Linked DNA regions of Homo sapiens: region 1 is linked to region 2. A link is an interaction called in ENCODE POLR2A ChIA-PET data of the cell type or tissue named here. Cell type or tissue: B cell. All regions are shown on one strand. Each heading gives the region's core, and the rest is flanking DNA. Links, peaks and the distances in the headings are about the cores only.

Region 1 (2,919 bases), core at 323-2,822, 120 kb after region 2:
AAATGTAAAACAGGGCATGGGCATGCCAGCCCCTGCTTCTCAGCCTGTACTCCCAGCACTTTGGGAGGCCAAGGCAGGTGGATCACCTGAGGTCAGGAGTTTGAGACCAGCCTGACCAACATGGAGAAAAGCCGTCTCTACTAAAAATACAAAAAATTGGTGGGGCGTGGTGACACATGCCTGTAATCCCAGCTACTCGGGAGGCTGAGGCAGAAGAATCGCTTGAACCTGGGAGGCAGAGGTTGCAGTGAGCCAAGATCGCACCACTGTACTCCAGTCTGGGCAACAAGAGCAAAACTCTATCTCAAAAAAAAAAAAAAGTTTTCTTTTCTTTCCAATCCCAACTGATGTGTAGCATAAACAACTTTTAAACATGTCTTTTACCCCTGACAGATCAAGAAACTTTTTTTTTTTTTTCAGGCAGAGTCTCACTCTGTTACCCAGGCTGGAGTGCAGTGGCACAATCTCAGCTCACTGCAACCTCCAGTTCAAGCAATCCTCCTGCCTCAGCCTCCCGAATAGCTGGGATTACAGGCGTGCACCACCATGCCCAGCTAATTTTTTTTTTTTTTTTTGAAATGAGTCTTGCTCTGTTGCCCAGGCTGGAGTGCAGTGGTGCGATCTCGGCTCACTGCAAGCTCTGCCTCCCGGGTTCATGCCATTCTCCTGCCTTAGCCTCCCAAGTAGCTGGGACTACGGGCGCCCGCCACCACACCTGGCTAATTTTTTGTATTTTTAGTAGAGACGGGGTTTCACCTTGTTAGTCAGGATGGTCTCGATCTCCTGACCTCATGATCTGTCCGTCTCGGCCTCCCAAAGTGCTGGGATTACAGGCGTGAGCCACTGCGCCAGGCCATTTTTTTTAATTTTTAGTAAAGACTGGGTTTCATCATATTAGCCAGGCTAGTCTCAAGCTACTGACCTTGTGATCTGCCTACCTCAGCCTCCCAAAATGCTGGGCCTGGCCAAGAAACTTCTTTCTTAATGAAAAAAATTAGTCCAGCTAGGCACAGTGGCTCACGCCTGTAATCCCAGCACTTTGGGAGGCCGAGGCGGGTGGATCAACTGAGGTCGGAAGTTCGAAACTAGCCTGACCAACATGGAGAAACCCTGTCTCTGCCAAAAATAAAAAATTAGCCGGGCATGGTGGTGCATGCCTGTAATCCCAGCTACTCGGGGGCTGAGGCAGGAGAATCGCTTGAACCCGGGAGGTGGAGGTTGCAGTGAGCCAAGATCGCGCCATTGCGCTGGATCCAGCCTGGGCAATAAGAGTGAACACTCCCCCCCCAAAAAAATTAGGCCAGATGCGGGGCTCACACCTGTAATCCCAGTACTTTGGGAGGCTGAAGCGGGAGGCTCATTTGAGACCTGCTTGGTTAACATAGCAAAACCTTTTCTCTACAAAAAAATTTTTTTTTAATTAGCTGGGTGCTGGGCATGGTGGCTCACGCCTATAATCTCAACATGTTGGGAGGCCAAGGTGGGAGAAATGCTTGAGTCCAGGAGTCTAAGACCAGCCTGGAAAACATAGGGAGACCCCCACCTCCACAAAAAATACAAAAATTAGCTGGGCGTGGTGGTGCATGCCTGTAGTCCCAGCTACTTGGGAGGCTGGGTGGGGGAGGGTTGCTTGAGCCCAGGAGTTTGGGGCTGCAGTGAGTTATGACCATCCCACTACACTCCAGCCCAGGTGACAGAGCAAGACCCTATCTCAAAAGCAAAACAGAACAAAGTAGAAAGAAAAAAAAAAACTAAACTTTTATCAAGATGAAAACTATGACAAAGCTTTGGAGACACTATTATTATGGTGCCTTTCCAACAGAGAAGATGAACATGGACTTAATCCATTTCTTACACCTAGTTTACTTTCAAAGCAGTATATGCCTTCACTTCTCAATCATTTATCAAATCAATAATGCTCAGCAAGTGACCTTCACTTGACCTGCAGAGTTGCTTTTGATCATCTATTCAAAATAAGTACAATCTAAGTAACTTAAATGTGTTTAGATTTTTGTAGCATTTCTGGGCTCCTCCCACAACCAAATGCCCAAACACTGGATTTTGTTTTCCTGGTCTTCCTTCCTCAAATCCTCTTCGCAAAAAAGACTAAACCATAAGGACTATAAAGGTGAAAGCCTTGTATTTTTAGAGGAAGATGGTTGAGTGGATTTTAAATTATAATTGACTAAGATGTACTGAAAAATTAATTATACCATGTCAACAATATCATGCATAGAAAAAAAGGGGAGCAACTCACCCTAAACATTTTAAACTTAAGAAAATGGCAATCAGCCAGGTGCAGTGGCTCTCATGCCTGTAATCACGCACTTTGGGAGGCCAAGGCAGTCGGATCACCTGAGGTCAGGAGTTCAAGACCAGCCTGGCCAACATGGCGAAACCCTGTCTCTACCAAAAAGTACAAAAATTAGTCGGGCATGGTGGCACGAGCTGTAGTCCCAGCTACTCAGGAGGCTGAGACACAAGAATCATTTGAACCCAGGAGGCGGAGGTTGCAGTGACCCGAGATCAGATTATGCCATTGCACTCAAGCCTGGGTGACAGAGTGAGACCCTGTCTCAAAAAAAAAAGTAAATTAGGAATAAAGGCATTTGTAAACCTGTTACCATACAAAGTAACAGATTACCAAGTATAATTTCCAAAAAGTAGACCTATCACTTAATCATCCTTTAAAATTTGTAAAATGAACATTTTATTTGTTAATTTCCATTTACATAAGGAAAAATATCACGCTCGATAGGCTTCTTTTCAGTAACAAACATTTTCCAGAGCAGGAAAACGAATTAGGAAAATTTATTGGTTACAATTACAAGGAATTAGTTGGGTACAAAAGTCTCTTTATGGGGGATAGGCAGCCAGGATTTTACTATGTTGCCTGGGCTGGTTTGAACTCAAGTGATC
Region 2 (2,919 bases), core at 160-2,659:
AAAACGAAATTGAAAAATTCACCCAAACATAAACATACCCCAATTAGAATACTTTCTGCTAGGGGTAGAGGGCTTATGTTAATCAGATAAGAAATGAAACAAAATAGCATAGCAGTTTTTTGCACTTTAGGTAAAACTACTTTATGCCTTCACATGATTAACACCAAAAACCAGCCTGATTTCATAGCAAAATGTAGTGGTATAAGAGCTGGGTCAGTTCTGCAGACTTCCAGCTGTATTCTCAGATACGTCCAGCGAAAAAGGCAACTCAAACTTAAGCACTTTATCAGTACATGCAGTTTGTATTCTTTCAAAGAGCATTCCTATTTCATGTTTGTTCCTTGTTTTAAGACAAGCAAAGGCTCAGATGGAACATATTGTAAAAGCAAAAGAACATTACTTCCCCCTTCTAACAGGTCCTTGCAGCTGTGGAATTCCCTGCCTTTGTGATCGATGGTTAAGAGTATTACAGTGGAATAAGCAGAGTTGGGATGGCAGGTGGTGGGAGGGCCATGTGTTGTAAGTCATGTGGAGTTATGGTAAAAATGAAAATCTTGGGGTTTATTTGGATCCCCCATGTATTAGCTAATAAACGTAATAGAGCTATGGTTCTATTCTTTTATAATTTTTTTATTGGGGTTCATGTACAATCACATGCAAAATATAGTAGCAGATTTGAATATGTTAAGCATTTTGTATGGTTGGAAGATGTATATTAGTGTGATTTCTGTGTTTTATAGTCTAGCCCAATAAACATTCAGATAAAATGTCCATGGATTTACACATTTATGTGTTCTTTTCTGTCCCTTCCCCCTACATCCTGTCTCCATGCCTTCATCCCTCTATCCTGCATCAAAGCTTGTGGTCCTTCTCCATCCATGTACTAAATGGTTTCTTTGTAAACCAAGCCATTTGTCCATCATTGTTTGGGGTCCAAACAGTGGTAAGATACCCTGTCACCGATCCCGCATGCTATGAATGGCAGCTCCTCTCCGGACAATTGGCGGAGGGGCCGAGAAATATTCCTGAGAGGATTATTTAACCTTTCAATTTAGAGGGCACAAAGCCTGGCTGATTAATGAACTTTCTGATGGGTGCCGATAAGCGGATCTATTTCTTTATTTCCCCTAAAAGTGATTCCTTCTTCTGTCCATATTACTATAATCTTAAACATAAAATGTGGCAAATAGATTAAAAAACAGCACTAAAGAGTTTATCTGGCTGGCAAACTGAAGGAGCTAAATTAAAATTGGTAATGACAGCAGTGGCTCAGCCTCATATATGGTTTTTAAATGCACTGTGTATTTTGAAGAGACTTATTCTCCAGCTCGCCTGGTAATGACTGCTTTTGGTGCACAGTCTGGGGCTGGCTTCTGTTATCCCACCCCACCCTACCCACCCACCCCCCCCCCCCCCAAAAAAAATGAGTTGTGTTATCTGGATGGCTGCAGACACATACGCATCCCCCTTTCTCACTGCATGGGCAGACAAGGTCGATAGCATTACAAGGTATTTGTGGCAGTGCTTGTTTCAGTTTTCAGAGCTGCCAGTTTCCAGGCGGATTTGAATTACAAAAGAAGAAGCTGGCATGAAAATTGAAAGGTTTTATCGGCTGGTCTGAAGCCTCATAGCACATTGCTTATTTATGCAGTCCATTTGCACCAGGAAATATAAAAAGGAAATACATTTTTAAAATAAGGCCATAAAGACTCAGATATGTTTAAGATGGCAAATAAAATATAGATACCTATAATATCTTTCCAGGAAACGATTTTCACTTAATGTTGCACATTACTTCAGAAGAGCATTTATGTTGCTGTCATAAATTTGTGCGTTTGTGTCACTATGTAGGTAGTCTCTGGGGATTAAGAAGGAAGCCTTTGCTAACTTACTTTAAAATTAAAATAGACGGAGGGATAGCTCTGCAGTTTGAGAGCTACATTGGAAATATTTAAATAGGGTGGTATATTAAACTTAAACTAACATTTTTGCATTCCATGTAAAATTAGCTATGGCCCAATGAATAAATGCTACTACCTTTAGAGAAAATTGGGATGCTTTTTAAGCCATGAAGATTTGGAGCATTCAGGAAGTGAATTACTCTGATCCTTACTGTGTTGCGTGTGTTCATTGTTCTCTGCTTACTGAGGTTTTCTTTCTGTTGTTGGAGTTGTTTTGATAGGGGGAGTGTCCTGTTTACAAAAAGAAAGGTTATAAATTAATAAGCTTAATAGCTCATTTTTATAAAACTCGTGCTTCTTTTTAGTTTTCAGATATATTTTAGATTTTGCATAGTGGTTAATGTTGTGAATATATAACCCTTTCACTATTGGAAGTTATACCAATAATTTATATCTATTTACATTACTTTAATGTAGTTTTCGATTTACTGAAAAAGATACAATGATGTAATCCCTTATACTCTTGACTACATAAAATGAAGACATAAGTATACAAACATAAAGTAGTGCAAGACCTTGAGTGATTGGTCATTCGCAGCTTTTCAACCCATTGGTTTATAAAATTTCAGTGTATCCAAAAGAGAAGTAGGGAGGAAGTTACAGAGATACAGGAAATATCAAATAACTAAAGCAACACACGTTATTCTGCAGTTCAAATGAACACTCTTTAAGAATCTTTTTTCCAATATGGCAAATTACTCTCAGGTAAACCATGAGAGATGCATTTTTTTACTATTTTTATTTTCACTATTTTTACCAGTATCTGGGTACCTTTCCCATGTTTTCACGACCTCGACTAATTACTTCATGTAGTTGTTTTTTGTTTTCTTTTTAAACAGAGAAAATATCAAAAGCATACATGTCTGTTGCATGCTAATGATGTGCTGTACATTTTTTCATGAATTTTCATAAGGATTTTTTCTACGTAGCATGTGTGGCTTAATGATGTAATCACCCG

The links. Peaks named below come from ENCODE experiments on the same cell type or tissue, not always from the same donor. Only the 100,000 strongest peaks of a DNase experiment are listed, where the experiment ranks them.
Region 1: POLR2A ChIA-PET joins it to region 2 with 14 read pairs; 4 of 35 experiments call an interaction of 5 or more read pairs at or near these places.

What each region holds. Positions count from the first base shown.
Region 1 is chr9:37,459,155-37,462,073 of GRCh38, forward strand. All of the region lies in intron 1 of ZBTB5 (zinc finger and BTB domain containing 5), which reads right to left. Among named protein-coding and RNA genes, the nearest start is that of ZBTB5, 4.8 kb to the right of the region's middle. In B cell, for the core only: no CTCF peak of the experiment used is centred there; no DNase peak of the experiment used is centred there.
Region 2 is chr9:37,336,000-37,338,918 of GRCh38, forward strand. The region is part of intron 6 of ZCCHC7 (zinc finger CCHC-type containing 7); the gene reads left to right. Among named protein-coding and RNA genes, the nearest start is that of LINC01627, 57 kb to the right of the region's middle. In B cell, for the core only: no CTCF peak of the experiment used is centred there; DNase peaks (open chromatin) are centred at 302, 1,602 and 2,490; H3K4me3 peaks cover 876 bases; H3K27ac peaks cover 2,347 bases.